2 separate regions of the Homo sapiens genome follow, and region 1 is linked to region 2. The links are chromatin loops, found by intact Hi-C in ENCODE. Cell type or tissue: PC-3. All regions are shown on one strand. Links, peaks and the distances in the headings refer to the core of each region. The heading gives the core; the rest is flanking DNA.

Region 1 (16,588 bases), core at 7,156-12,155, 160 kb after region 2:
CACCTGTATGTGGCTCTGTGCATGATGGAGAACATTCCAAGAGTCATCTAGACTCATCTGGGCTTTCTGTATAAATGGTATTGTGATTAGAGTTCTCACTACTTCTGGATCTGTCTATTGGCCCCTCATGAAGACCAGTAGAACTGAAGGACATGATGGAAAGGAGGAATGATATTAAAATATTAACAGCCAGTATAACCCCCATCTCCTGCTATGGCAGGGCTTAACCCTTTAGTTGGTGGATCTTGGGTAGGTCTAGGGGCTTCAAGGCAGCTGGGGCAGCAGCATGACACGTGCTGCTGCCTTGAGGCTGACCATCAGCTCCAGGGAGTGGAGCTTGCAGATTGCTCAGGCCATATGCAGGTGGATTTCCCTGGTAAGTGCCAAAGTCATGGATCTACCACTCGGCTATGAGGCTCTCCTGGCCTGGGCTGGGAGCACCTGGCACAGTGCCTACACTTGGTGGGTGCTTAATTAACGTTTGATCATTGCATTCATTATCTGAGAGAACTTGGTGAGAAAATCTAACTTGAAAGTGCTTTTTCATCTGCAGAGGTGCTTTTATCACTGGCATAGTGAGGGTTTTCTCATAATAGCAGCATGCTAGGTCCAGTGCTTTATTTAAGTCACCAGGAGAGGGTAACAATAAAGTCTGCATGGGCCAGATCCAGGTTTTGTGGAGCCTGAACTGCTTACAATTTGGGTGGTCCTCTTTGAGAGAATGAATACAAAATTAGTCAGAGAGTCTAGAAAGAGGCCTGGGTACATAAGAAACCTGGAAGCCTGAGCTTCAGTGGTTTGACAGTGAATCTACTTCCAGGTCTGGGTGTGCTGACAGCCTTGGGATTTGCCTTTATCAGGCAACTTCTGGGGTGGGCTTGCTGAGGTCCTGTTTGCTGGAGGAGGCAGTACGCCCTGAGAACTATCTTGTCCTAAGGAATGGTTGAGGCTACTAATAACAATGCCTCAGTCATCATAGGATCAAGTCTGAGAAGAGCGCGAGGTCTTCTCAGAGCTGCTTTCTCTCAAGCTCTGTAAGATACAGCAGCCCAGAGACAAAAGCATAGAAGACATGAGCGGCATCTTCTTGCCTCTATTTTGAAGTGGGCTGCAATGCCGGAGCATGCTGGTGTCACACAAAGGTGGGGTGGGGACAGCTTGATGCTGGCTGCAGAGACCACCATCTGGGTATCTTCCTGCCCTCCCAGGCAGCAGTGAAGGTTAGGAGACTTTAGTATAAAAGCCAAAATTGACAAGTGAGATCTAATTAAACTAAAGAGCTTCTGCACAGCAAAATAAACTACCATCAAAGTGAACAGACAACCTACAGAGTGGGAGAAAATTTTTGCAATCTATCCATCTGACGAAGGTCTAATATCCAGAATCTATAAGGAACTTAAATATACAAAAATAAAACAATCCCATTAAAAACTGAGCAATTGACATAAACAGATACTTCTCAAAAGAAGACATTCATGCGGCCAACAAACATGAAAAAAAGCTCATTATCACTGGTCATTAGAGAAATGCAAATCAAAACCATGATGAGATACCATCTCATGCCAGCCATAATGGTGCTTATTAAAAAGCCGAGAAATAACAGATGCTGGTGAGGTTGCAGAGGAACAGGAAGGCTTTTACGCTGTTGGTAGGAATGTAAATTCATTCAACGTTGTGGAAGACAGTGTGGTGATTCCTCAAGGATCTAGAACCAGAAATATCATTTGACCTGGCAGTCCCATAACTGGGTATATACCCAAAGGAATATAACTCATTCTCTTATAAAAATACATGCACACGTATGTTCACTGAAGTACTATTCACAATAGCAAAGACATGGAGTCAACCCAAATGCCCATCAATGATAGATTGGATAAAGAAAATTTGGTACATATACACCATGGAATACTATGCAGCCACAAACAGGAATGGGATCATGTCCTTTGTAGAGACATGGATGGAGCTGGTAGCCATTATCCTCAGCAAACTAATGCAGGAACAGAAAATCAAACACCATATGTTCTCACTTATAAGTGGGAGCTGAACAATGAGAACACATGGACACGGGAGGGGAACAACACACACACTGGGGCCTGTGGGGTGGAGGCTGCAGGGAGGGAGAGCATCAGAAAAAATAGCTAATGCATGCAGGGCTTAATACCTAGGTGATGGGTTGATAGGTGCAGCAAACCACCATGGCACACATTTACCTATGTAACAACCTGCACATCCTACACATGAAACTCAGAACTTTAAAGAATGATAGTTGTCCTTTGAGGGGCACATACGTGCTGGGGAACTTTATGTGCATTCTCTCTAATTCTTACAGGAACCCTGCGAGGTAAATATCATTAACCGTGTTTCCAGGTGTAATAGAATGTCAAATTTGCTCACAGAACGTGCAGACGTGCAAAGACAACGTAGACTCTATTTTCTCTAGCTGACTTGAACCTTCTTATGAGTCCACACCCTGCTGGGTAGCACAAAACTGACTCTTGCCAATTAACAGTGTCTCAATGTCTTCTGGGTTATAGCCTCTTTCCTATTTAAATAGTCAAGGTTTCCTAAGTTAAATTCCCTATCAGGGCTGTTTTCATTTGTCTTTTAATTAGTCTCTTTTGGATGACTCATTCTCCCTTGATGATCCCATTCTCTTGCAGCATTCCTTACTCCCTGCTTCTTGCCCACAGATGGTCCTGAGTGTTTGTAGGACTCACTGGAATTCCACAGGGTCAGGGATGGGATTTCTGGACTCTCACTGCTCTCTACCAGGGGAGGCTGGTCTGGTGTACACCAGGTCTGAGTGGCCAGGGGAGGAAAATGGACCCACTGGTCTTCGAGGGTGACAGGTGCCTGGAACTGCCAGGCTCTGGTCGGCTGTCCTGTAGTGAAGTCTGCACGAGGCAATGACTCAGCACCTTCCTGTCCTGTCTCTGTGCTGGGGCACATGGAAACTTGTGGATCCCCATATGTCATGTACCAGCCACGGGGATCCTCATGCCTTGGGCAGCGGGGGATCACACTGGCTTGCCACTCTCCCAGTCCCTCTCTTACCATGATCCCTGGGGCTGGAAGGGGTCACGCTTCCACTACCTCCATGTCCCCTGCAGATTCTCTCCAACTTGGCATGCATGACAACTCTGTGATACAGCTCAGTGGCCTTGTAACTTTTTTTCTGTCTGTGTCCTCAAAACCTTCTAAAAAGCTACAATCTTCTTTAAAGATGCTTTTTATCTAAATTATACTAGATGCCTTTTATCTAAATTAAATAGTTGCAAAGGATGTAATTATTGGTATCTTGCAAATATTGATATTTTAGGGTACAACTCTTATATCACTCTTTTAAACTTATCCAATAGAATCTAAATACCATAGTGATTTAATACCCATGGTTCAAAAAACACATGAACAAGCTCTTTTTTATCAGTTGGAAGTTACATAATGTTTCTCTCTTTCCTTGAAATTGTATTTCCATTTCATTTCTGCAGAACTTTATCCTAACATGATATATTTTTATGCTTGAAAGTCTTTTATGAATTACCCTATCATTCTTCTCAAAAAAATTTGTATATAAGTTGAACATTTTCAATTGTTTTTTTTTGTCACCACAGCACTGTCTTAGAAAATTTATTATGGATTAAGTTCTAATTAAAATTATTTTTGATACATAGTTGATCAAAGTTATACATATATAGGTACACACACATACATACTATGCATTTTATGGTTAATTATTTAAGCATAGGTTTTGCACCCTGGGACAATGCTTCTTGGTGAAATTGGAGGTGAGTGCCTTTCTCTGTAGAGTCAGGGAAGGGCACTAGTGTAGGGGGAGATAGGAAAGGGTCACAGACACACACTGCAGGTGGAAGAGGACATTGATTTCCTTATAATGATCTGGACCCAGAGGTGCCTCGGTAAGCAGGAAGTTTCTGGAAGTCTGAAGACCACTCTGCCCCAACCCTGGCTCCCCAGGTATTCATAAGGGAGTGGCCACACTAGTTCCACCCTTTCCTTCTCTGGGACAATAAACCTCACGTAAATGCACAGGCTTAGACAACAGCAAGTAAATACAAATAAGGATCAGTGCTTTATAAACGTCAATATATTACCTGTACCACAGAGGTAAGGAAATTAGGATGTGGAGATGTTAAAAGAGCTTGTCTACATATTAAGCCAGTTGGTGGCAAAGCAGAGATTTGAAATCAGATTGGAATCCTTCCTCTCTACAGCACTGTGATTTCAAAGTGAGCCCATGGATAGCTGCATCAGCATCAAGTCTCTTTTCAAAATGATTTAAAATTCCTGGGCGCCACCTTTAAAATTCCACACGCCTCCAGTGTGTCTGCAGGTGGGGCCTGAACATTTATTTCTTTAAGAGCTCCCCTAAATGATTCTGAAGCTGGGCCAGGGTTGAGGCACGAGAGCCTACATTTGTTCACGAGCACAGAGGACACCCTGCTCCCAGATGCAGCATTCAAGACCCAGGTGGGAGGAACTTGGCAGGAGATAGAAGCTGGAGGTCTCCAGAGGGGCACCTTCTTGGTTTTTTTTTTTTTTTTTTTTTTTGAGATGGAGTCTCGCTCTTTCACCCAGGCTGGAGGGCAGTGAGGCAATCTCGATTCATTGCAATCTCTGCCTCCCGGGTTCAAGCGATTCTTGTGCCTCAGCCTCTTGAGTAGCTGGGATTACAGGTGCACACCACCAAGCCCAGTTAATTTTCTGTATTTTTAGTAGAGATGGGGTTTCGCCATGTTGGCCAGGCAGGTCTCGAACTCCTGACCTCATGCGATCTGCCTGCCTTGGCCTCCCAAAGTGCTGGGACTACAGGCGTGAGCTACCGTGTCTGGGCTGTTGGTTGGTTTTGTTGTGACCATTTAGATGGCCTTGCTTTGAAGCCCAGGCTCCAAGACCTGGGAATCTTAGGTGCCAGGGGTATCAGGAGGGAGGAGGAAGCACACCTTCCTCTGGCAGCTTCTGCTCAGGGCTGCTTTTAAGGCGCCTGTTGTGGATTCCGGTGCTTTGCTTCTGATCTCTGGTGAAGATCTCTATGCTCCTGGAAAATCAGCCTGGAGCAAACTCAGGGTCTTGGGATACTGGTTGCCATCTATCTCCAATATCGTGGGGAACAGCCCATCGTGAACTGATCTCTTTGATAAACTCAGCTCAAGGACATCCTTAGTGCTTTGTCGGCAAGGCAGCCCTTTCCCCTGGGCCCTCTCTGAGCCCCTTCCATGTTGGATTTCCTCCACAGCTGTTATGACTTTGACAGTCTTGGGACTAATTCCCTATCTTGCAAGGCAGCTAAAAGGGAGGGAACACTCATTGCAGTCTGACAATCTGAGCTTTCTTCTGGGGCAGAATGACCTTAAGGAAAGTCGGGTGTCATCAACAATCACCAAATCCCAAACCCAGCTCTCCGCCTATACTCCGCTTAGAGCTGGGCTTGGGAGAACCGGGTTAATGCACACCTCTTTCTAGCAAGGAAAGATGAAAACATTTTTCCTATGCAGGAGGGCCAGAGGGTGAGTATTACAGTGGAGGGAAAGATGGTAGATCTATTTATCACTGTGTTGTCACTTGAAGGGAAAACAAGCTTTAGTCCCACTTGCCATGGGGCCCAGGTGGATGCCAATTGAGTTACTAAATTTCTATCTGAAAAATGGTGTCCAATACTAGAGCCTTCAGGGGACATCCTTAATGGGAAGCATTGGCAGAGCAATAAATATCGGGCCGCAGTTCTTGCCTGGGCATGCTGACTCCAACGCTGATGCTGCACACTTGTTTACTCATCTTTTTCTGGAGACAGTCCCCAGACTCGGGAATCTGAGGGATTGTCCCAACAATACTTTAAGCCTTCCATTAGGCCTCTGTGCCAAGCACTAATGAGGCCCAAGTCCTGCAGCAAAACTCCAGCCCCTCCTTCCTCATCAACTCAGTTTTACTCTTTCTGCCAACTCTGGCAATTGACTCATGAGAAATCCTGTTAGAGGATTTTTTTTTTCCCTCTTTAAAACCCACTCACTCCACACCTCATAAAGGTTACAGAAAGGTGCAGTAATGGTCTGGCAGACATGTACCTAGTGAGATAAATTTTCCATTGTGAAAGCATCTACTCCTCAATTTGGTTCTGATGTAGAAGGCACAAAATCCCTTACCTCACTTCCTGAAAGTTGCCAAGATGTGACATAGAAAGCGTATGAGGACCCCAGGGGATTTGGTACTGGTATCTCATTAGAGGCACTGACATTTATGATATATCAAAATTTTAGTGGGAGGTTTAAGGAAGATTCAAGATTTGGACAGTTAATGCTATGATTTCCTTAAAAGCATGAGGCACTGAGTAGCAATGGATATTTTTGATCATCCAAAAAAAATCCCCTTCTCTATGGAAACTTAAAATCTTAAGAAATAGTTTAATTTCAGCTCTTCTGTCTACAGGCAAGAGAGTAACCTCTGGCCGCAGAGAATAATCCCTGTCACTAACATCACGGAGAATTAAAGACACAGCTACTAACACCTTCTACCTCTCCAGGAGAATGGCTTTACCAAAGTCTTCCCGAATGCCCAATCAAAAGAATTTTCCCAATTTCTTTGTACCATTAGGCAGTTCTACATTTATTCAATCATTCAATCATTCAACAAACTACTGCTGTGTTGAATGAACAAAACAGGCAGGTTCTCTGGATTACAGCTGAGCAAGGGGGAATTAAGGATGAGTGGGGAGGTGAAGATCACGTAGTCCAGGGGCTTGAACCAGGACCCAGATGCTGCCAGTAGTGTAAGGAGAGGCACACAGAGTTGTGATCTGTTTTGAAAATGTAATGATAGAACTCACTGAAGAATAGGATACGAAAGGATGGACAACTGGTTTCCAACAGAAACAACCTGGGGGATCCAGGTGCATAAGATGAAGAAGAGCAGAACAGGCATACTTTTTTTCCTCCTGCAGTTCTGACCATTCTTTCCCTTTTCTTTGTGAGTTTCTTTCACTTTGTAAGTCCTTTAAACGTCGATGTTTTCAGGCAATTTATCCTTAGCCTTCTTCTCTCCCATGTGAGTTATTTCTTCCACATCCGTGGCTTCACTTACAAAGCAGATGACTCTCAAAGCCATGCAGACAGCTCAGCTCAGGCCTGTCCACTGAGTTCCACATCCATGTTGCCCACCAAACACTGGGTCTTTTCATGGGGATGTTTCTTAGGCATTTGAATTTGAACGTGTTAAAAATGGAACTCCCCTTCTCCCCCAGCCATCTTCCACTACTCACTATCTGTCTCTGCTAACTTGTCCTGCTCCTATGTTTCCTGGCTTTGGTCATTGGACCACCAGCCTGCAGGTCACCCAAATCAGCATCCTGGAAGGCATTTGAGATCCTCCTTGCCCTCTCACAGCATTCCTCTTCTCACTCTATGTTATTGACTCTCTAGCTTGTATATTTCTTGGCTCTGCCTTCTGCTCTTCATCTCCCCCTCCAGCTTCACAATTTCTGTCCTTGTCATTTCTCATCTAGGGACCACAATGTCTTCCAACTGTTCCCTCTGTCTCAGTCTTGATTCCTTTCAATCCATCCTCCATGCTGCTCCCAGAATGATCTTATTCTCCCCTCCAAAGCTGGTAGGTGGCTCACCACCTCCTTAGGAATAAAGCCCTTTGCACATTAGTTTAAAACTTCCAAAGCCCAACTCCTGCTAACAACCACAGTGTCATCTCATTTCACGCTTGATAGAAGTCATCCTTGCACCTTCCTTAATACCTATCTCATGACCTTTCTTGTGCAATGTGCCCTGGGGTTGAAAGGCCTTCTCCTCCTCTCCCTTATTCACTTGATTTGTACCCACCTTCAAATTCATTGAAATCCTTCCTTCTCTTGGAAACCTTCCCTGAGTCCTCCGGCTGACGTGGGCACCCTCTCTCTGTGTGTTCTTACCCCTTCATTAGGCATTCTGTACCCCAGGCTGTCACTGTTAATTGACTCCAGTAGGTGGCAAGTTCTGGAGAACAGGGTTTCTTTCTTATGTTCGTCTGTATACTTAGCACCAAGCACTGGATACACTGGTAACCATCAATACATTTAGCTCAATGAGTGAACAAACTGGTTTTTATGCATTTTGCAGAGAAGCTCTATGAGAAATATAGATCCTGCCAGGCACGGTGGCTGACACCTGTAATCCCAGCACTTTGGGAGGCTGAGATGGGTGGATCACCTGAGGTTGGGAGTTCGAGACCAGCCTGACCAACATGGAGAAACCCCATCTCTACTAAAAATACAAAATTAGCCAGGCATGGTGGTGCATGCCTGTAATCCCAGCTATTCAGGAGGCTGAGGCAGGAAAATTGCTTGAACATGAGAGGTAGAGGTTGCGTTGAGCTGAGATTGTGCCATTGCACTCTAGCCTGGGCAACGAGAGCAAAACTCTGTCTCAAAAAAAAAAAAAAAAAAAAAAAAATATATATATATATATATATATATATAGAGAGAGAGAGAGAGAGAGAGAGAGAGAGAGAGAGAGGGAGAGAGAGATCCATATATACAAACTATGTTTTCATCTTTTTTGTCTTGAAAAATATTATTTATTAATATCCCTTAGGCTGATTACAATAAACATACAGAAAGCCTTGACTGAGTCTCAGCTATGAAGAATAAGACGATAAAATTCACACACACTCGTTAACTAGTATCCTCTCTTAATCTTGAAATTGCATCCTATTAGACAAATGATTTATGTTTACCGTAGGAGTGTAAACAGCTCTCTAATTCATGAATATTAAGCAGCATCTGTATGTCATTTAAATAAGGGAATTACTATCCTGGGAAAGTTAGAAATGGGAAAAGTAAAAACAAAAATGAAAACAAGAAAAAAATTTGGAAGAGCTCAAAAGGTTTGTCTTACCATTGGCATAAATTATAACTCTCATGGAGCAGGAACACTGTCTGGTTCACTTGGCATTCCCAATGCCAAATGCATTGCTTAGCCCAGAATATATGAAGAAGGAAGGAAAGAGAAAAAATAGGAATAAAAGATGATGAAGACTGGATGACATGGGAGCAACAATGGGCACGTTTTAAAAATACACGTGCAGTTTGTTCTTACATGAGACATGCACAGAATTTTCAATGGAAGAGTGGTCACTCAACTTCATACTTAGCCTTTTTTTACCCACCTTTCTACTTCTGGGACAGGAAAAGCCTGAAACTATGCCTCTCAGACTTCTTAGCCAGCTGGCTTACTAGATTCTGCCAATGGGAGGTAGTGATGGGAGACTATCAGCTCCAGGCAGCAGTAGCAGCAATGGAAGCAGCATCAGTGGGCAGCAAGCGCCTCTCCTGGGTTCCTCCTCAGCAGCCAGGTGATTCCTACTGTGGCAGCCAGGAGAGTGCAGTGGACATGAGCCAGGACATCATGTCCCCCTTGCTCTTCTAAGCCCTTTCCACAGTTACTTATCTTTGAGCAATTTTGCAGTTTGGATTTTTGTGCTCCCCAATCCCTCCAACACCCCATGAACCATTTACCTGTATGAAATGCCCTCTGAAATATCTGGAATATTTTCCATTTTCTTGATTAGACACTGGCTGCTCCACAGACATCAACCACCAGACATTGACAAATGCGTAAATTAACATATCCATGTTTGGTTAAAGGTATACAAAGCCTCTTTCAACGGTAAAATGCATTTGAAACCAAATAATACATGAAATAAAGAAGCCAGTTGCTAGCAATGGGTATATTAAGTGTAATCTCTCTTTAATAGTGGGAGATTATTTGATTTTAAATCAGAAAAGGTAAAGAGATGTTAGTAGCCTCAGAGGCCTCTAGACCAGGTCATCTATCAGCCAGTTGTCTGCCTTTGGCAACCACCTCAACTCTTTCTGCCTTAGTTTCACTCTCTGTAAAATGAAAAGGGCCCAATTACAGCTCTCAGTAAGATTCTAAGACTGAAGTGTTGGGGATTTATACCTTTGAATAAAGTCTTCCTTGGACAGCTGGGAGGAAAATCCCGCAGATATAAGGAGACTCTGGGCTTGGCTAGAGCTCCCAGGTAGCCTGAACCTGATATGCATGTCTGTGGGCATCCTGTTAGCACATCAGAACGCCATTCCTTGCCAGAGGTTTGTCTTTGCTGTGCGCCCAGGAATCATTTCAAAAGCTGTGGATGCCAAGTCATTGCCGTGGCAGTGACCTCTCATGACCTTTCCCATTATACTCACAAATGCAATAAAGCAAGTTCATGCAAGGTGCGTATGATGAAATTAATAGCCCTATAACAAATACGAGGATTGTGCCAGGAATCTGTCACATTATTAAATACAAAAGAACATTTGTAGACATTGCAAGCCTGCTTTCTGCTGGTAAGTTTGCTCTGCTATATTATCATTGATTTATGTCTCTTAATGTGTTCCCCAGTCACCATATATATTTTGTTAATATTAATGTATTTATGCATCTTGAAATTGCCTAATTAATCCCTTGCTTTCCCAATGAGTTATGTAAGTTGGTGGATTTATATGATAAATATTATAATGAAGAAAACATAACAATGGAGCATAAAATACTAACTTAATTTACCATACCCATGGCAAAGAAGTTTAGACTATGATCTCCCCTCTGAAATTAACTAATATTTCTTATTGCTTTTCCTAATTAAAACTTATCTCTTTCCTATATCCTAAGGGTACCATTTTTATTCCTGAAAATATGTAGGAGCTACTATGTATCAAGTCACTGTGTTGGGGGTTTTGGAGAATATTAAACTAAGCAATAAACACACTCCCCTCCCTAGGTACTTAATTTTATTTATTTTTTAAATCTAGGACAATGTCTCTCCATTCAGCAACTATTGACATTTGGCATTTGCAGCCAGATAATTTTTTCTTTTCTTTCTTTCTTTTTTTTTTTTTTTTTTGAGATGGGGTCTTGCTCTGTCACCCAGGCTGGAGTACAGTAGCACCATCATGACTCACTGAAGCCTCGACCTCCTGGGCTCAAGCAATCCCCTCACCTCAGCCTCCTGAGTAGCTGGGACTACAGGGGTGCACCACCATGTCTGGCTAATTAAAAAAATTTTAGTAGAGATGGGGTGTTACTATGTTGTCCAGGTTGGCCAGATAATTCTTTGTTATGGGTGCAGGTTCTATGAATTGAAGGATGCTTAGTAACACCCCTGGCCTCTACTCACTATATAGCAATGCACCCCTTTCCAGTTGTGACAACCAAAAATGTCTCCAGACATTGCCAGATGTCCCACAGGGGGACAAAACGGCCACCACCACCTGCCGTTAAGAACCACTGCCCTGGTAGGAGATTTAGGCCTCCATTCAGGCCTCTAGATGGTTAGAGCTCTGCGAGGAGCTCCAGACTGAGCTCCTCACTGCTTTGGTCACCTCTGTCTACTCAGCACTTAGCACAGTGCCCGGCACATCATGGAGCCTAAATAATACTTGTCGAATGTTAGATGAATAAATACACATATCACAATGCAGAATAGGCCAATAGCGAGGTATAAATAGAACACTAGAAGAGTCCAGAAAAGGAATACACTGATACTGGAGGGATAGGGGCCCAGGAAGAAGAATTCCTGGAGGAGAGATTGTGGAAAAATGAGGTTGAGGAAGGCATCTTAAGCAGAAATGCTCTGAGAGTGGATGAGGATGAGCTGGGAGATCAGTCGACCTGGAGTGTAGGGTGGGCAGAAGATCGGTTGAAGATAGGGCAAAAAGAACTTGAACTCAGTTCATGGAAGGTCTGGACATGCAAGTTAAAACCACAGTGAAACGTCACCTCACTCCAGTAAGAATAGCTATCATCAAAAAGACAAAAGATAACAAGCATTGTCAAGGATGTGGAGTAAAGGGTACCCTTACACACTGTTGGTAGGAATATAAATTAGGACAACCATTATGGAAAATAATATAGGGTTCCTCAAAAAGAAAAAAAATGGAACTACCATATCATCCAGCAGTACAACTACTGGGTGTATATTCAAAGGAAATGAAGCCAGTATGTCAAAGTGATATCTGCACCCCTGTATTTATTGCAGCACTATTCACAATAGCCAAGATACGGAATCAACCTAAATGTCTATGTGTGAACACACATGTGAGATGATTAATGGGTATATTATTAATTGTGCTATAGTTTATAAGAGAAGAAGGTTGGAACCAACATAAATGTCCACCCTACGGAATTGGTTAGATACACAACCATAGCAAAGAATAAAGCGGCTGTTCATGTAAATATGGAATGACCACCAAGAGCTATTGTTGAATGAAAGAAGCAAAGTGCCAAACAGTGGCAAAACATGTTACCATTTTCATATCATTATGATAAAAAAATGAAGGATGAAATTTCAGAAAGTGTATTTATAGATGCCTAAAATATTTCTGGAGTGTACACAACTTGATGAAATTGGTTGCTATTGGGAAAGGAATTCAGTTGCTGGAGGTCTGGGGCAAAAGGAGAATTCTTATTATGTATATGCTTTTGAATTCTTTGAATTTAGAACTTGAAAATGTACTACCTATGCAAAGAAATTAAATTTAAAATATTAAAAGTGATTGTCCACAAATGATTTCAGTTCAATTCCTGATATGTTTCTAGGTATAACAACAACAAGAACCAACAACCTCAAGCAAACGTGTTATTTATAACCCAAGCTGCCTTCTAAGGGAAGTCATTGCCCATGGAGAGTGAGTCTCCTTGTTCTGCTGAGCATAGCAATTGTTTCTACACGTGAATTTGGGGGTAGGTGCAGAATTTCTCTGCATAAGAAAGAGATTCTTCCCAGGAGGCGGCGGTTGCTGTAAGCTGAGATCCCGCCATTGCACTCCAGCCTGGGAGACAAGAGCAAAACTCCGTCTAAAAAAAAAAAAAAAGAGGTTCTTAGGTTAATTTAAGGGAGAATAAGTGAGGAGGAAATTTGGGATGGGAGAGAGTAGAAGGAGATGTGATGAGAGTGAAAGGCTGGGTTTGCTACATGGGACAGAGATAGACTATAAAAAACTGAAGACCAGAGCAACCAGAATGAACTAGACAGAATTGTATATTGTTTTTCTTGGGTGCATAATGCGATGTTGCTTCGCTGTGATCCTCAAATCTTAATTATGGTACATGCAACAGTTCTGAACATCTTTCAAAGGGTTGTTGGGCAGACCAAATGCATCATTATACATAGGTGCTTTGAATAGTGCTTGATATATAGTAAGTACTCAATGTCTTAGTTATTAATAATAATTATTACTATTTGAACTTGTTTTGAAGGTGAGGATTTAGGAGAGTGGATACTTAGTTTGGGTCAATTCCAGAGTAGAGATCAATGGACAAGATGCAGAGTGAAAAACAAAATTACAGCAGAAGCTGGGAATTGGAGGTCAAAGATGATATAAGCATAAATATTTGAGGATCTGAGGAATTTTGAGGAGGGAGCTTAGGGCTTTGGGCTTTGATAAGAGGGCATGAATTCATCTTACCTAGATCTTAAGTGTCTGTGAAATCCCAGCTAACATCTGAGTTACAGAGCTAACAAGCACCCCAAGTTCCTATGGCTCTGATTACAAACGGACAGCAAAAATGTTCCCATATGCCCTGACTGAAACTCAGCACCTGCGTGATCCCGAAGTGGACACTGAGGAGGCTGTCAGGGAAGAATCTGATATTGAAATGAAGGTCATTGCTGCCCATCTAACATTTTATAGCTAGTTTTGTAATATGGTCTATCATAATGAAAACCAATAGCACACTTACAGACTGTCATTATCCAAATTGTATAGAGATTGTTACTATGGTTTTGTAGGTTACAACAGTGAATGTAGCTCCTGGAGGAGCCCACCCAGACATATCCTGCACTTCTGGGTGTCTGTTGGATATAGAAAGTAGAGGTCCGATTAGCCTCAAGGTCATTGCTGAGACCAGAGTTTGCTGGGATTTGATGCGGTTATTTACAATGTTGTCTTCTAGGAGGTAGTGCCTTTAGGGAATTACGTAACACCACCAGCAGCTGTTGTGTAGATTTAAACTGAAATTGGGTTATAAGAAAATGGTTTTGGGAGTCAAAACACTTGGTGTTTCTTCCTGTCTCAATTATCTGATTGTTGTCATTAGAGCCCCCAAATTATTTAACTTAACTTTGTTCCTACAGCAGGTTTTGTGTCGTGGGAGGAATTTTTTAAAGCAAGAGTAACTGATTATTCATATTTATTTCCCTAGGATATAATGTTACGTATGAGGGCAGCCTGAAATGATGATTTGGAATCAGAAAGCCTATGTTTGAGGGCTGGCTGTACCACTTAGCTGGCAAATTTGGGCTGTCCCATGAATCCCCACACACAGGATTTTCCTTTTTAAAGGTTTGCATTCTCTTTGTAAATGCTCATACCTCTGGGAAAGTGCCGTGCCTGAACCCTCCCACCTTCTCTATCTATCCATCTATGTTTATGTATCTATGTATCTACCTACCTACCTACCTACCTACCTATCATCTATCTCTAGCTAAGCAATCTATCCTTTACTGTTCATTAAATTCTTTTGTAAAAGCAATATCTGAGTAAGGAGGGCAACCAGAAGTGGTTGAGGCTGAACAGAACATTTCAGAGTCTTTCTGCCCTTGCCCTGGCTGGTGCTGATCTCCTGGTTTTCATACACAGGCTCTGGCCCTCCTTTCTAAACAAGGCATATCCTGGCAGCGGGAGAGCGTGGTAAGGAGATCTCAGTGGCATTGGCTGCTTACTTTAGAACTGAGCCTGTGCATTACAGACTGGGCAAGCTCATCTTGGATGGATCCCTGATCCATCCTGGAACACATCCACTATGGCAACCTCATTCCATTTCACGTTCCAGGCATTTGTCAGAATGAACTCATAGGCTCCAAGATGGATCAGTGCCTCTGCTGGAGCCGCGAAATCTGACAGTTGGCAGCCTCCTTGCAAAGAGGGTCTCAGCAAGTCTGCTTAAACTGGGTGATTAAGCTCTCGGTTGTTCCCTGCTTTGGGCTAGTTCGTGTGCACTGGGTGGCCTGCCTAGCAGATTCATGCATTTGTTAATTCCACATGTATTAAGCACCCTCTGTGAGCTAGGTATTCTGAGCCACTGAATATAGAAAGGTGCCCAAGACCTCCTTGATCATCCTCATTCAGATGCAGTAGCTCTGCACTCATCTAGAGGTGGGTCTGAAACCTTCGTAACTTTTCAGGGCTACCCAGCTTAATACCAACATTAGTTAATTTAAAGTCCATGGAGAATTTCTTAAAATCCACTGTCTTTATATCATACTGTGTGTTAAATTTAGCTAAGGCTGACAAAGCAGCACCAGCCACGAAGTGAGGATGGGGCAGAGACAGTCATTGTGCACTGCCTTTTGCCGTGCGGGGGCCAAATCCTTTACATTGATTGTCTCACTGGAACCTTTATAGAACTCCACCAAGCAGACAAAGTAACCCCCATGTAGATGAGGACATTGAGTCTCAACAGTTATTTGCCTAAGCTCCTGTGGCTCTGTGTAGTGAGGATGAGGCTATGATGTGTGGAATCTGGGATGGTCTGATTTTCAAAGCCTAAATTTGCTCCTCAAGCTGCTTTCAAGAGCTGCTTGGAAGCAAACCTTTGTCCTCTGTGTGCCCCTGGCACTGGGCTTAATGAATGAATGAGTGAATGGTGAACCACTGATGGATGGGTTGCATCTTTGTTCACAATTTTTTTTTTTGAGACGGAGTCTCATTCTGTTGCCCAGGATGGAGTGCAGTGGCACAATCTCGGCTCACTGCAACCTCCACCTCCCAGGTTCAAGTGATTACTCCCACCTCAGCCTCCTGAGTAGCTGGGATTACAGGCATGCACAACCATGCCTGGCTAAGTTTTGTATTTTTAGTAGAGATGGGGTTTCACCATGTTGGCCAGGATGGTCTCGATCTCTTGATCTCAAGTGATCCTTCTGCCTCGGCCTACGAGAGTGCTGGGATTATAGGCGTGAGCCACTGTGCCTGGCCCACAAATGTGTGTTTGATGAGTTCTTGACGCTGGCATCTGCACAAACGGGATGGATGGAGACTCAGTTTTTGGGGTCATATCAATGAAAAGCAGGGATCACATTTTCTGTTTCTTTGATATTCTATATTCTGTTGATGCTATCTCAATACCTGTTAATACTCTTGCTGCCTGAACTCCTACCACTATTAGAAAGAGCTCAGGTCTCCGAAAGATCACACCACATCGGGTGAGACCCAGTGGAGGTTTTGAGCATTTGCTCAACTAGTGGAGGAATACTTCAGACTTTCTTCCTTTATCTGCGTCATCTTTACTGTCTGACAGAATTGAGAGATTACAAGGTCATTTCTAACTGTTTCTGGGACTTACTGCTGCTTCCTTCTCCACAGCAATTTAAAATCTGTCTATTCACACACACACACACACACACACACACACACCCCCACACCTTGTCTACAAACAAAAGTTTGTTTGCTCTATGTAGAAAAATGCCACCAGAGGGCTAATTTGGCAGCTTTGTTGATTACCCATTGTAATGAGCCTTATTACATAATTAAAAGAATTTTTTTCTTAAGTGCATTTCGCTACTAATTAACATTTTACACATTCTG
Region 2 (16,588 bases), core at 3,944-8,943:
AGAGATGTGCAAAAATATAAAGCAAAGCCAATCTCTTACTAATGTTTTTGTTTTGGAAAATATAGTTGTATTTTGTGAAAATATTAACATGTAGTAGGTTAATTCTTTTAAGATTAACAAATTCATATTTAAAATTCTTTTCAGTTTTAATTTCTAATGGCAAAAATCAATACTTGTAATACATTTACACTAAAGCTCTTTCAGGTCCTTAATCATCTTTCAAGAGTATAAAGGGTTTCTGAGAACAAAATGTTTGAGAACTTCTGTCTTAACATGATTGTGGCAGGCCCTGCCTGTTTCAATGACAATGTTAGCTGGAAAGATCATTAAACACAGTTAAAGTTTCCTTAGCTATACTGAAGATAGCATTGAGCCCAGTGGGTTCTTATAAATACTGTTATTTTTCATAATCATCACCAGTGTTCCATATCTGGTACTTCCTAAAGGGGGAGAGATGATTAGTTTGTTAAAGAAGATTGGTTGCATGAATTATTTCCAGCCTTGCAGAAGTTCACAGCTTGATATTGCATCAGTAATGAATAAGAAAAATGGTGGTATATAACCCTGAAAAGAAAAATGCTGCTTTCTAATAAGAGGCACTAGTAATTGAACGTTGTCTTGGAGCTTTATGATCATGTCTCGCTAGCTTCAACACAGAAGAACTGAAAACAAGCCATGCTTTTACAGTGGTGAATAATAATAATGATGACTTTGTATGGAGCCTTGATTCAGGCACTGTGGCGTTTTTCACGTACAAATCAATTAAGTCTCCATTCACATTTGTGACCAAACTTCGCTAGTTTATTTATTTTTTGAAATCTACCTCCTGCTTTTGTCTTTGCACTGTGCCAGTACTCTCTTCCACAAACAAAAGGTGTCACCCGACAAAAGGGCTTGAATTTATGGGCAGGGTCCTTTTTTCTCTGTTGCGGAATTTTTATCAAATAACTTTGCATGGGATGCAGTGTGGAAAGGGAGTGAGTATGAACATTCTTCATTTCATGGTCATACTGATTGTAAGACTATGACAAGGCTGGACAGAGGGTAGGGGTCTGGAGGAAGCCCTGGTCATTTAAGAGTTTAGTTGGCATTGTGCTGGTTCCACAGAGGGATCTATCAGAGAAATCACTGGTGCTGGCAGAGAGCTTAGTAGCTGCTAAAAACTGTATTTATTCTTTTGTCTAATTGCATTAACCACCAGAATATTGCTGGACGAAAGTAGAGATGGTGGACAACTTTCCTTCTTGATTTTAACAGGATTATTTCCATGGTAATTCACCATATAAATGTTAAGCTAGCTCTTTTAAGACCTATATTTTTATCTATTTATTCTCCCTTCTTTAAATATATTTATTATGTTATAGATGTCACTACATATTCCTGTATCCATATCATCTTACCTCATTAAGGGTTTTTCTGGGGAATGAGTATTAAATTTTATTAAATTCTGTTTTAGGCATGTATTTATATGGCCACATGAGTTTTCTCCTTTAACCTATCAGTGTGGATGCTCTCATGAATAGATTTCTTAATATTAAATTACTTTTGTATTTTTGGAATAAAACTTGCCTAACCTATTACCCTTTTTTTATTATTATACTTTAAGTTCTAGGGTACATGTGCACAATGTGCAGGTTTGTTACATATGTATACATGTGCCATGTTGGTTTGCTGCATCCATTAACTCATCATTTACATTAGGTATTTCTCCTAATGCTATCCCTCCCCCAGCCCCCGACCCTACAACAGGCGCGGTGTGTGATGTTCCCTGCCCTGTGTCCAAGTGTTTTCATTGTTCAGTTTCCACCTATGAGTGAGAACATGCGGTGTTTGGTTTTCTGTTCTTGTGATAGTTTGCTTAGAATGATGGTTTCCAGCTTCATCCATGTCTCTGCAAAGGACATGAACTCATCCCTTTTTATGGCTGCATAGTATTCCATGGTGTATATGTGCCACATTTTCTTAATCCAGTCTATCATTGGTGGACATTTGGGTTGGTTCCAAGTCTTTGCTATTGTGAATAGTGCTGCAATAAACATACGTGTCCATGTGTCTTTATAGTAGCATGATTTATAATCCTTTGGGTATATACCCAGTAATGGGATCACTGGGTCAAATGGTATTTCTAGTTCTAGATCCTTGAGGAATCGCCACAGTGTCTTCCACAATGGTGGAACTAATTGACACTCCCACCAACAGTGTAAAAGTGTTCCTATTTCTCCACATCCTCTCCAGCACCTGTTGTTTCCTGACTTTTTAATGATCGCCATTCTAACTGGTGTGAGATGGTATCTCATTGTGGTTTTGATTTGCATTTCTCTGATGGCCAGTGATGATGAGCATTTTTTCATGTGTCTGTTGGCTGCATAAATGTCTTTTTTTGAGAAGTGTCTGTTCATATCCTTTGCCCACTTTTTGATGGGGTTTTTTTTTTCTTGTAAATTTGTTTAAGTTCATTGTAGATTCTGGATATTAGCCCTTCATCAGATGGGTAGATTGCAAAAAATTTTCTCCCATTCTGTAGGTTTCCTGTTCACTCTGATGGTAGTTTCTTTTGCTGTGCAGAAGCTCTTTAGTTTAATTAGATCCCATTTGTCTATTTTGGCTTTTGTTGCCATTGCTTTTGGTGTTTTAGTCATGAAGTCCTTGCCCATGCCTATGGCCTGAATGGTATTGGTTTTCTTCTAGGGTTTTTATGGTTTTAGGTCTAACATTTGTCTTTAATCCATCTTGAATTAATTTTTGTATAAGGTGTAAGGAAAGGATCCAGTTTCAGCTTTCTACTTATGGCTAGCCAGTTTTCCCAGCACCATTTATTAAATAGGGAATCCTTTCCACATTTCTTGTCAGGTTTGTCAAAGATCAGATGGTTGTAGATGTGTGGTGTTATTTCTGAGGCCTCTGTTCTGTTCCATTGGTCTATATCTCTGTTTTGGTACCAGTATCATTCTGTTTTGGTTACTGTAGCCTTGTAGTATAGTTTGAAGTCAGGTAGCGTGATGCCTCCAGCTTTGTTCTTTTGGCTTAGGATTGTCTTGGCAATATGGGCTCTTTTTTGGTTCCATATGAACTTTAAACATATTACCCTTTTAATATATTGCTGGATTCTCTTTGTTAAGGTTTTGCTGGGTTTTAAGTCATTGGTATTTAGGTTTTCTGAAAAGAACTGGAAAGCTTTATTTCTTTCTCTATGCTCTGAAACAGGTAGCATTGGAATGATCAGTTCCTTGAAAATTTAGAAGGATTCATCCATGGATCCACTTATGTTAGGTGTTTTTTTTTTTTTTTTTTGCAGGGGCAACTATTTGCAACTTATACAATTGCTATCAAAGTTATCGATCATTCTTTTCCTATATTACTTCTTTGAATTTTGATAAATATTTCCCTAGAAAATTTTTATCTAGGCTTTCAAATTTATTAACATAGAGCTCTACACCATATTCTTTTATTATGGTTTTATACAACTTTATTTTTAATGTCTGCATAATATTCCATAGGTGGATATGCCATAATTCATAAATGTAAAAACAGTTTTACATTTTACTAGTAATTTTAAGTAGTGGTTGGCTGGTAAATGAAGGCAGTTTTTCCTTCTTGAGTTCTACTGGCAACCCTGCCCTGTGTGATCTTGTTGAGAGGAGGATAACAAAAGGATATGGCCTTTGGGTTCAAATCTTGGCTCTGCCACTTGGTACCTTGGGGGAAATAAATTAATCTCTCTATACTTTAGTTTTCTCTTCTGGAGAAAGGATAATGATAGTAATTTCTGTCTCAGCAAGGGTTTAGTACAAGAAACTAAAACTCTTCTAGGTGTTTTAGCAGAAAGGGATTTAATACAAGGAACTATATACTTACACAGTTGCTGAAAGGGCTGGAGGAGCAGTGATTCCCTATCACAGAACTGACGTACTAGGGGAGCTGTACCTCTGAAGCCAGCACGATGGGAACTGGTGAGTTTAAAAACACAGCTGAAATGTTGTATTGCTACTGGTTCTGCTTTAAATGCCCAGGAAGCTGGAGAAGGACTGCAGTCCTGCTGCAGAAAAGGATCACATCTCCACACCCTTGCTTGCCAGAATGAAATTTCTAAAAGGGGCAAGAAGTGGCCTCTGCCTCATTTTCACCTTCCCAAACTCATGCAAATACTTATAACTTATGAAACCTAATCTATATGCAAAGCCTGAGCTCCAAAGGAATTTGGGAAATAGTTTTCAGCTTTCTAGTATGGAGGATGATCAAGCCAATCCACAATATCTGCTATAATGCCTTCCATGAGATTGTTGTGAAGATGAAATAAAATAATTCATGTGAGTACCTGGTAAAGAGTGATGCAGTAAATGCTATTTATTGTCGTTTATAGAGAGCAAGGCATGTGCCAGGGACTGAGCTTATTTACTAGGGATGGAAAAATTAATAATGTTTCTTTGCTGTCCTCAAAATATTTCCAGTATAAAGAGGGTAGGAATTAAATAATTATATTACAACCAAAAAAAGTGCTATGGGAAGGCAGGGGACAGGGTAACTTGGTTGGCAGTGTGTGTTAATTCGCTTACTTATTCATGAGAAAGCATATTTGCTGGCATAACTCACTGTACTGACCAGGCCTATTGCTTGGTGCTGGGATGTAGAACTGAACCAGACAAATGTCTCTGCCTTGTGATGCCCTATGTGTTCTCAGTGGGGAGTGATGACTGGGGGGAAGTCAGAAGGAAAGGCTTCACAGAGGAGGAAACATATGGGCTGGCTCTTTAAGGATGAAGAACATTTTAGGCAGAGAAGGGAAAGAAGGCAAGTACAGACTTACAAAGAATTTTAGTTCTTGGCTTAGGGCAGCATTTCCCAAAGTGTGTTCCATAGAACACTAGTCCCCAGAGTGGCTCCTCGAAGGGATGGTTCTGCAGTAAGTCACCATCTAGGGGTCATGATGATGATTAGCTCATTAAAATGTTGACAAGACTTACAGTAAAATGCTATTAACTTTTTAACTCAATGTTTATTATATTTTTTGTCACAAAAACCTTCTTTGATGGAATATCTATTAGTATAGAATACACTCTGCAAAACATAAACCCAAGGTGATCAACCGCTTCATTCTACAGCTGGCAAAATGGGGCACAGGCAGGCTAAGGGTCACACCATTGGATTATAAGCTGAAAGAAGTCAGGGACCATGTTTCTCTCCAGCAACTTTTTTTTTTTTATTATTAAGGAATTAACCTAGTACATGGCACTAGACTGTTAGGGATGAAGAATTGATGAATTAATGAAAAACTAATCTAGAAGAGAACTCAGATATCTCAACTTTCGGGCCTATGTTTTTATTAATATATACCTTTCAGCCAATGGGAAGACATTCTCCCCACAAGGGTTATGTACAGCCTTTTCCCTTTGAGGTAGTGTTGCCTGATAAAATTTAGGGTGCACGCAATATTTGGACATATTTATACCCCAAAATTATTCATTATCTATCTGCTGTTCAAATTTAACTGGCATTCCATATTTTTATTTGCAACATTTGGCAACCCTACTCTTGGGGAAACAGTATGGAAATCTTTCTACCTGCTAATGTTACTTGTTAATCACCTTAAAAAGCCATTTATAAACAGACTTGTATTTTGCTTTCCAGTATATCACAGGGTCAATCCTTTTAAGTGGGTCTAAGAAGATAAACTGATTATGTTCACCTTAGTTTCTTTCAAGTTCCTGCTGAGAGAAAAAGCTTTTGTGTAAACAGGGAAGTGACAAAGCATTTGTTTCATCAGCCTGCACCCTAGCACATGTGAGAGGGTGCCAGTAAATTCTTCCAGCCTGGGCAGCCCTTTATAATCCACAGGAGAAGCACAGACTGAGATAGTAAGAGATATGTGAAGGAACAGGGAAGACAATTTCCTAAGTAATGAGGCTGTTTAGACCTTGCAGAGGAAGGACACTGCTATTATACACCCTAAGCCAGGTCTGTGTTTCCAAAAGGTGATACTCTTAGCCACAATTTTTTGAGTTTGGACCAGATGATTCCTTCATTTTGTGCAGTGCAGACCTGGATATAGATAATAAATTGTAATGCCCTTAAAAGCTTTCTTGTTCCCCATCCATCTTTGTCCTGCCTCACAAAGATGTACTGAGACCTCTCACAAACCATCCATTGTGACTTTGCCAGGGGATCCTGATCTTAAGACAATTAAACAATTAAAAAAGATCAGTTAAAAAAAAATCCTTCTTCTCTGCTCCTTATGCTGTTGGCTGCTTAAGCTGTTTGCTTTCATCCTCAGCTCTTGTGTGAATTATACATGTTTTTGTAAACTCAAACTTAAAACCCAGTATGTCTTTAGATAGCTTTTTGCACTGCACCCTTTAATGTGGGTTATTTTTCACATGCACTGGGGTGATTTTGCTTGTGCATAGAAGGGCGGTGGCTTGCTTCAAGTATCGGTTAATTGCACTTACATTCATTGGTTTGTTCCTGTTACAAACAGAAAAGAAAAAAGAAAAAAAACAAAACCCAACCAAACCAACCAAAGAAACACAAAACATTATGTACCAGGAACTGTGTGTAAGGCCCAGGTGAAACAGAGATACATAAAGCACAGTCCTTAAGGAATGGAAACGTTAAACAAATACTTACAATTCAATGTGATAAGTCAGTAGAGGTGACATTAGTACAGAGGTGCTGCACAGAGGGGCAGAAGGAATAACTCCACCTGTGGGAGACGGAGGGGGAATAAAGAGCTGCACAGGGATTTATGAGCTGAATCCTGAGGCATAAATAGGCATTTTCTCACTGCACAGATTGCAGATGGGAACTCATGCAAAGGCAAGGAAATATGAAGCTGTGTAATTTGTGTTCAGTGAGAGACTTCCACAGGTTAAAGATGGCCCACTGGGACCCAGAAAGAAAACAGCATAACTCCTTTTCTGTATTTATTTTTATGTAAAAAATCTTTACTAATATTTAGTATATGATTTACAGTTGGGCATATGTAATTTATCAGTTAAGTATAGCTGTGTGGTGAGTTGCATGCTCAAAAATGCTTTACCAAAAGGGGGCGCCCATGATCAAACTAATTTGGCTACTACTGCTGGAGTGGCAGAATTGGGGGTCCAATTCAGGCCGGCAACAGTGCCAAAGGAGTCCAGATAATTATGTTTCTTGTAGTCCAGGGTATCTCAAAGTATGGTCCACATATATGTACCTACAATGCTTGCTAAAGAAAAGTGAATTCCCAGGCCTATCCCACATCAATAAAATCAGTATTTCTCAGGAAGAGGGTCTGGGAATTTGTGTGTTTGACAAATTCACCAGGTGATGCTTATGGTCTTAGTCTGCTCAGGCTGCCATAACAAAGTACCACAGACTGGGTGGCATAAACAACAGACATCTATTTTTTCAGTTCTGGAAGCTGAAAGTCCAAGATCAAGGTTCCTGCAAGGCTCAGTTCCTGGTGGGGGCTCTCCTCTGGCTGGCAGATGGCCACCTTCTCGCTGTGTCCTCATATATTGGGGAGAGAAGCTCTACCCAGACTGGAGTTCAGTGGTGCAATCTCAGCTCACTGCAACCTCTGCTTCCCAGGTTCAGGCGATTCTCATGCCTCAGCCTCTGGAGTAGTTGGGATTACAGGCACATGCCACCACGCTTGGCTAATTTTTGTATTTTTTGTGGAGACAGAGTTTCACCATGTTGGCCAGGCTGGTTTCAAACTCCTGACCTCAAGTGATCTGCCTTCCTTGACCTCCCAAAGAGTTGGGATTATAGACCTGAGCCACGGCTCCTGGCCTCTTCCTCTTCTTATAAGGACACAAGTTCTATTGGATCAGGGCCCCACCCTTATGATTCATTTAACTTTAATCCCCTCCTTAAAGGCCTTATCTCCGAAACAATCACATGGGGGAATTTAGAGCATCAATATGTGAATTTGAGGGGGGCAGGGCAGGACACAATTCAGTCCATAGCACTTATGTTCACTGAAGTTTGAGGACCACTGCTCTAGTCTAACCAACAAAGAAACAGTAAAACCCGTGATAGCTTCTGATGGTAAGCTCCTTTGTTTCTGAGTCTGCACCGAGAGGATGAGCTAGAGAAACATGGGATTTCCAGCTCCCTGCCTTGCCTTTCAGACCAGCATTGTCCACTAGAAACATAATGGTAGCCACAAATGTGAGCCACATGTGTAATTTAAAGTTTTCTATCAGCCACAATGGAAAAATGTTTAATGAGACTGTGACATCAGTAAGAAACAGGTGAAATTACTTTTTAATAAGTAGTTAATCTATTATATCCAAAATATTATCATTTCAACATAAAATCAACATAAAAGATTATGAGTAAGATATTTTACATTTTTTGTATGAAATCTTTGAAATTCTGTGTCATATTTTATACTTCTATTTTAGCACAGCTTAATGTAAACTAGCGAGATCTCAAACACTTAGTGGCCACATGTGGCTACTGGCTACTGTGTTGGACAGGCAGTGCTAGACTATCCCAAGCTAGACTATTCTGCTTTGAAGAAGCAAAACAGACCAGGTGTGTTGTGTAACATGCTGTATAAGTACCGTTGTTTCTAAGAAAGGCTTTATGATTATGATTAGTCCTGAAACGTTTTTGTTAACATGACTCTCCTCTAACCAGAAGTTTAAGATGTCAAGTTTAAGCAGAGAACAGAAGCTGACGGCTCATCCTAGCAGCTGAAGAAATTGTCACCGTTCAATGTTCTCTTTACCATTTACATAAGAAATCACAAGCTGCCAGCCAGGGCTGGCTGATGCCTGAGCCATGCTGACTTGATGATGGTTTTCCCTTAAATTAAAACTGAGCTGCATTTGATTTATCACCCAGAGCTGTCACTTCTCACCTCCAGTGAACCTTTCCTAAAACCACAATAAATGTCACTTCAAAGGTTCAGAACTGGATTTCAATGGTGAAGAGCATATTCATCCTAAAACAGGCTCCTTGAAACAAAACAGGGTTTGCCATCAGTGTTGGGAATGGGGAGAGGATATGGAGACACTCCCCTGAATTTTGTATAATGAAGAAAGCATTTGGCTGATCATGAACTTTACCCATATCCACAAGATCAAGTTTGGGATCCCCAGGGGCAAAGGGTGTGTTATTGGTGCTGAGCTCCGTCTTGGGAGCCACTAGAGCCCAAGAGCTTCTAGTTACTTTTGAGACAAGAAATTCTTGTTTAGTTGGAGGAACTTGGGGGCATTTGGTTAGAGAAGAGAAAGTTTGGTGAAGAGGGCATGACACATCACCCTCATGTATTTGAGAGCTTCTTGGAAGAAGAATTAGACCCATTCTACATAGTCAACAGGGCAGAATTAGAACATATCTTTAGTTCAAGATAAATAAGACATTTTTAATGAGATTGTGACATCAGTAATAAGACACAGACATCAGATTGTGCTTCCGTATGGAAATATTTGTTGAGTACCTACTTTGGGTCAAGCACTGTTATTTATATTATTTTAATGAAATTTCATAACATTTCTGTAAGGTAGGCATTATTAGCTCTTTTTCATAGATGATGAAATTGAGGCTCAAGGATGTTAAGCACCTCCCAGAATAGGTGCTTTGAGTTGGAGGGAGGTCTCCCAGTCACTGAGCCTGTTGAAGCAGAGGGTGCAACACCATCTGTATGAGCTGGGAGGTGTCAGCCATCTTGATAAGCTAATAACTGCTACTCTTTACTTGTGCTTGTTTTGTGATAAAAGATATTACAAATTTTGATTTATGTATTAAAGTGACATGGCCAAAGAGATATTACATAGACTAGTTTTCAAACTATTAAGAAGAGAAATTCTTTTTCCTTCCTGCAGATGGAAGCTTCAGCAGCAGGAGCCAGGCCCCACACTCTCCTGCTCCCAGTTGGTCTGTGGTGGGATATGGTGAGGCTCAGCTGTTTGCTGGTCACTTCCCCTGGTGACCAGTTAGTATCCCAGAGGAATCACAGATAATAGAGTGATGTGAAATGAACTTAAAAATAAATGTTTAAAACACTCAGAGGAATAAAGGGAAAATAGAATCCATACAGCAAAACAAGACCTTATAAAAAAGAACAGGCAGATTTGAACAAGAGATAGAAATTTAGAAAACAAAAAAAAGTAATTAAAATAAAAATCTGTCTTAACATGTTTATGCTGCTATTAATAAAATACCTGAGACTGAATTTACAAGGAACAGAAATTTATTTCTCACAATTCTGGAGGCTGGGAGTTCAAGATCAAGTTGTATAGCAAGGACCTGGTGTTTGTTTCCAAGATGGCTCCTTGTGGCTTCATCCTTGGAAGGGGAGAAACACTATGTTCTCGCATGGTGAAGGATGGAAGGGCAAGAAGGTGAACTGTCTTTGCAGCCTCTTTTGTAAGGCCATTAATCCATTCATGAGGCCAGAGCCCTCTTGACTTCATCGTTTCCCTAGAAGCCCCACCTTTTAATACCACCATGATAGGGATTAAATTTCCATATGAATTTTGAAGGGGACACACATTCAAACCATAGCAGTGGTCTAGACCAGGGATCAACAAACTCTAGCCTGTGGGCCAGCTGCCTGATTTTGTAAATAAAGTTTTATTAGACCACAGCCATGCCCATTCTTTAGCATATTGTCTTAGGCTGCTGTTGAACTACAAATAGCAGAGTTGAATAGTTGAATAGAGACGATGTGGCCACACACTCTAAAGTATTTACTACCGGGCCCTTTAAGAAAACATTTGACAAAGGTTGGTCTGGACTGAATGTGAGAGAGAATTAGTGATTTGGAAGGTAGAGATAAAGAAATCACCCAGGATACAGCACCAAAAGATAGACAAATGGAATATGGGATAGGAGGTTGAGACATGGAGCACAGAATAAGCACAACACATTCATGTCACCAGTATCTGAGTTCCTCCTTTTCTACCAGGGTGCACTTCTAGACCACACAGCTTAGCTGGTTGTGGTCAGGTGGACCTTGTGATTGAGTTCTGGCCAATGAGACATGAGCAGGAAGGAGGAGCAGCACTTTCCTCTTGCCTGGACAATCTCTCCTACAATCTCTCACATACTCTCTTCCTTCATGAGAAGATGGAAGTTCTTCTGGCTTCCTGAGTGACGAATTCTCCCTTTCCTCTGCTCAGCTGCCTCAGTTTGAATATGAATTAGAAAGAAACCACTGCTAAGCCACTGACATCTTAAGGTTGTTTCTTATGGCAGTTAGCCACTGATAGGGTTTGGCTGTGTTCTCACCTAAATCTCATCTTGAATTGTAGTTCCCATAATCCCCACATGCCATGGGTGGGGCCCAGTGGGAGGTAGTTTAATCATAGAGCGGTTACCCTCATGCTGTTCTTGTGATAGTGAGTAAGTTCTCACAAGATCTGATGGTTTTATAAGGGGCTACCCCCCTCACTTGGCTCTCATTCTTCTCTCTCCTGCTGCCATGTGAAGAAAGACATGTTTGCTTCCCCTTCTTCCATGATTGTAAGTTTTCTGAGGCCTCCCCAGCCATGCTGAACTGTGAGTCTATTAAACCTCTTTCCTTTATAAATTACCCAGTCTCAGGTATGTCTTATTAGCAGGTATGTCTTATTAGCAGACTAATACATACATTTTGATTTATGTATTAAAATGATGTGGCCAAAGAGATGTTACATAGACTGAGTAATAGTTTTCAAACTATTAAGAAGATAAATTCTTTTTCCTTCCCCCAGATGGAAGCTTCAGCAGCAGGAGTCAGGCCCCACACTCTCCTGCTCCTGGTTGTTCTGTGATGGGATATGATGAGCCACCCTGACTCGTATAGATTTAATAGAAGTTCCAGAAGGAAAGAATATCAACTAGTGCTTTTCAAATTTTAATGTGCATATGGTTCACCTAGGTGTCTCATTGAGTTCTTGATTCTGATTCCATAGGTCTTGAGAGGTGCCAGCTATTTTGCATTTCTAACAAGCTTCCAGGTGGTGAAGCCACACCTGGTCCATACATCACATTTTGAGTAGAAAGAGAGAATGAGGAAGAGGCAATATTCAAAGAGAGAATGGCAGAGAAGCTCCCAGAGTTCAATATGCCAGAGTTTACTCTTTGTCTGTTTTCTTCTGTGTTCTTATTTCCTAAGTAAGTAGACACTTAACTTCAAACAGATGACTATGTTTCAACAGACTGGGGGCTTTGGCTCAATTTCATGTCCCTGCAAGTCACTTTGGCCATCTCAGTCACTCAGTCACATTTATGCACACATGCACACACACAGAAGTGATTGTGGAAGCCCAATGCACAATGATTTTTTTTGGCGCGTTTCCATATTTTATGATCCTCTTTGCAAAGATGCCCGTTCAAGTGCAACACACCATTTCATCTCCATGCCTACTCCTTTGTGGTCACAGATCTAGTGATTCTGGACCTCACTGGACTCTGTGATCCCTGGACAAAAGAACACCTAGAAAGCTTGGGTGTGGGGCTGACCCTGAGGCTCTCAGCCTAGACCACATGGAGTTAGAATGGGATTGGAACTACCCCAGCTTGGTGGGAATCCCCTGGAACTGAGAAGGCGAAGAGCTGCCCCTGTCAGCAATGCTGTGCCCACCCAGGCTCTTCTCCAAAGGTGGTGTTCCTCTGCTCTAAGACCATGGTGACAGCAAACAGGGATAAGAAAGGTATCAGCACTAGGGCTGGAACCTATGGAGTCCTCAGCTTTCCCAAGCAGATTTTATGCCGGAGGAAGTCCAGTGTAAATGTCATTTGCTTTACATGCTGGATTGGAAAATAGACAACTTGTGTGTCTTATACAGTGGAACTTGAATTTCAGAGGTGAAAGAGATGCATAAAAAACCTTTACAAAGTTGTAAAAGGTTTTTATTTAAACCGGTACTTCCCATTCTCACAAATGACGAGTGTACTATGGCAGAGTCTAAATTTTCTTCTTTAGGTGAACCTAAAAATTTTTGCTAGCCTATATAATTTGTATGTCCACAATTATCTATCTATCTATCTATCTATCTATCTATCTATCTATCTATCTATCATCTATCTCTATCTATATTTTATTTTTTATAAATAGAGACAGGGTCTCACCATATTGGCCAGGCTGGTCTCAAACTCCTGGGCTCAAGTGATCAATTGCCTTTGCCTCCCAAAGGGCTGGGATTATAGGCATAAGCCACTGTACCTGACCCAATCTTTTTTGCTAAAATATATCTTGCAGTGCCCATGAAAGAATATGTTCAGAATTCATCTCTAAAATGGATACTGGTTTTACCTTCATCCTACCAACAGAATGTATTGTGACTAGAGCTACCTCCCATCTCTTGGGGCAGCAAGTGGGGCCTAATAGCTTTATAAGATATAAACATAATTAAACATTAATGGCTAATATTATTGAGTAGTTACTGTGTGGCAGGCATTGTTGTAAGGGCTTTATGGTTTTTTTTTTTTTCTTGAGATGGAGTCTCCTTTCACCCAGGCTGGAGTGCTGTGGCGCGATCTCGGCTCACTGCAAGCTCCGCCTCCCGGGTTCATGCCATTCTCCTGCCTCACCCTCCCGAGTAGCTGGGACTACAGGTGCCCGCTACCACCCCTGGCTAATTTTGTTTTTGTATTTTTAGTAGAGACAAGGTTTCACTGTGTTAGCCAGGATGGTCTCGATCTCCTGACCTTGTGATCCGCCCGCCTCGGCCTCCCAAAGTGTTGGGATTACAGGCGTGAGCCAGCGCCCCCAGCCTTTATGGGTCTTAACTCATTTTCTCCTAATACAGTCTCCCACAGTGTAGCTACAGTTATGACTCCCATTTTCTGGAAGAGGAACCTGAGGCACAGGGTGGTTAGGTAATTTTCCCAGGGCACAAGGAGTAAGTAGTAGAGTCAGGATTTGAACCAAGCAGTCTGACTCAATAGACCATAAGCATAATGGCTATACTGTGTGTTGGCATAGCAGAGCATAACTTTTCTCCTACCTTACCAGAAAATGAGCACACTGGAAGCCTCTGTTTAAGCCTGGACTTTGGCTGTCCAATGTGGTGGCCCCATGTGGCTACTGAGCACTTGAAATGTGCCTAGTACAAATTGAGATGTGTGGTAGGAGTAAAATACATACTGGATTTTGAAGACAGCATGAGAGAAAGAATGCAAAAGATCACTTTTATAATTATTTCATATTGATTAAGTGCTGAAATGATAATATTTTAGATATGTTGAGATGAATAAACTATATCCTTATAATTAATTTCACTCTTTTTACTTTTTAAAATGTAGCTTCTAAAAAATTAAAAATTCCATGTATGACTTGTCTTTGTGGTCAGCATTTCTATTTGAACAGCGCTGGCCTTGGCAGTTTGCTCATTCATTTGTTCACTCATTCATTCAGCATGTGTTGGCAACCAATAGGTGCCAAAAGAAGCTAGACTCTGAGGATACAGCAGTTAACAAGACCAATTTGATTCTTGTTGTCAAGTAGCTCAATATTCCAGAAGGGTGGGTGGGAAAAGGAGGTCTTAAAGACCCTAAGAAATAATTATGTAAGTAGTTAATTAACATCATTATTAAGTGTTCAAAGAGGGAAGGGGGTAGCTAGGAGAGATTGTACTAAGGGCATCTAACCCCTGGGGGCCATTCAGTAAATGTTATCCATTCAATAAATATTTGTTGAGGGAATAAATGAATCTGGGGGATTAGAGGAGCTTTCCTGAGGAAATAACTTTCAGATAGAATTCTGCAGAGATGGGAGAGAGTCAGGTGAAATATTGGCAGCTTCTCCTGTGATCGCAGGCCCTGCTGTGTGGGTGGCTTTGTCTACTCTCCCTTTATATCACAGATAGTTGTCTCTGGTTGGGTTTGGGTCTGCCCATTTTGATGCGGTGGGTAGAGGCATGGGGAGTTGTGTTCCTTGGTATGAAGAAGGGTGGTCTCAGCCACTGGGGGCATCCTAGGGAGATGGGCAGGAGGGAGGTCACCTTCCCTTCCCTCCTCCAGCATCGCGCAGTGCCCAGCCCCTGGGGCCTCCCACAAGGAGGCTGTGTATTGCCTCCTTTCCCTTTCCTCCTGCTCCTACTAGGTTTGCCTCTGCAGCATTTTCCTTTGTTGCACAATCCATTTGACAGGTTTTTATTTTGTTGTTGTTTCTGCCCAGTGTAAATGAGATCTCCAGTAGGGAGAATGACTTTTAAATCTTTTGTGACCCTGGAGTACAAAATGTTCCCAATTCCTTCCCCTGAGCAATTTTTATTTCTGTGGCAAGTCACAATAGAGTGCTTATTTTTGTCAATAACAATTGGGCAGCAGGAGAGGTGGGAGAGGCTGGCCCCATGAAGCTGGGTGGCTGGAGTTTGCTGCTGGTAATGGTAACTAGCCTGAAGTGGGAGGGAGCTGGGAGCTGGAGCTGGGCTGGGGACAGAGGGCAGCTGTGGGCAGCTAGGGAGGAATGTGGGCACCCGCCCTTGGGCCCCTGTGCAGACCCCGGGGAGTTGATCTTGGATCAGCCTCCTCTGGATTTTTGCAGACACGATCCCAGGTTGCCAAGTTACCCAATGAGCCAGAAAGCAATAAAACCACCCTAACCCAGCTGGGGGTGGATTTTGCTTGGTTCAGAGCCTATCTCGCCTGGATCTTATATTGGACTTACACAAAGGGATTTACTCCAGGATGGGTAACTATTTTGGCAGGAAAATCAGGCACTGTGCCCTAAACATACTGGGACTTAATAAATATTTGTTAAGTCAGTGAATACAAATTTGCAGTAAGGAATACCATTTTCAGTTAATTCAGGGCAGTTGGGCTGCCCTGAATGAGGTCTCAGCTGGGCTGGTTGTCTCAGCAGTCTTTTCCTGATCTAAGATTCTGCAGTTCTCTGAAACTTGCCTGGTCAGGGACAGGCTTCTGACCTGGAGGTGGGTTACGGTCCAGGATTTGTGCCTACCTAGAGGTCACTGTTTCTTCCTTACAGCAGGGTGTCTCGACCTCGGCACTGTGGACATTTGGGGCTAGAGAACTCTTTGTGGCAGGGGCTGTCCTGTGCACTGTGGGAGGTTAAGCAGCATCCCCAGCCTCTACCTACGAGATCTAGTGGCACCTCCCTCCACGCTCCAAGTGGTGAGAAGCAAAGATGCCTCTCTGTCTTGCCCAGTGTGCCCTGGGAGATGGGGGCAGGGGACAAAATTGTCTGTGTCTGAGAACCACTGGTCTACAGGAGTAAAGGGAGACCGTGTGCGGATGATACCAGGAAGTACATAATTGCAGGCCGTTTCTGTGCGATATATATCATATGGCATGGAGGGTGTGTGGATTTATCTTCCCAAGCACTGTATTTAGCACACATTAAAACTGCCTGCTCTGTCTTAGTGCCCACTTGTTGGGGTGGGAGGCCTGGGGGAAGGAGGAGGGCTCCTGCAGCACAGCAAGGCCCAGGAGGTGGTTCACTGCACACGGACAATGCCCAGCACACTGCATCGTCCTCTGTCCACAGCTCCCTCCTCTATTCCTTGGGGATGGCAGCAGTTCTAGACACTGTATGTCCACTGAAATCACCTGGGAGGCTTTTCAGGACTTCGGTTTAATTGGTAGCAGCTAGCACCTGAGCATCTCTCCCTCTTTCTTTTTTCTTTTCCTTCCTTCCTTCCTTCCT

The links. Peaks named below come from ENCODE experiments on the same cell type or tissue, not always from the same donor. Only the 100,000 strongest peaks of a DNase experiment are listed, where the experiment ranks them.
Region 1: a loop joins it to region 2, with 8 times the contacts of the local background. A loop is called at or near these places in 1 of 110 quality-filtered maps.

What each region holds. Positions count from the first base shown.
Region 1 is chr14:55,879,140-55,895,727 of GRCh38, forward strand. No RefSeq gene overlaps it. Among named protein-coding and RNA genes, the nearest start is that of LINC00520, 91 kb to the left of the region's middle. In PC-3, for the core only: no CTCF peak of the experiment used is centred there; a DNase peak (open chromatin) is centred at 10,172; H3K27me3 peaks cover 1,339 bases.
Region 2 is chr14:55,725,045-55,741,632 of GRCh38, forward strand. No RefSeq gene overlaps it. Among named protein-coding and RNA genes, the nearest start is that of LINC00520, 63 kb to the right of the region's middle. In PC-3, for the core only: CTCF peaks have their summits at 7,048 (motif pointing right) and 7,265; a DNase peak (open chromatin) is centred at 7,037.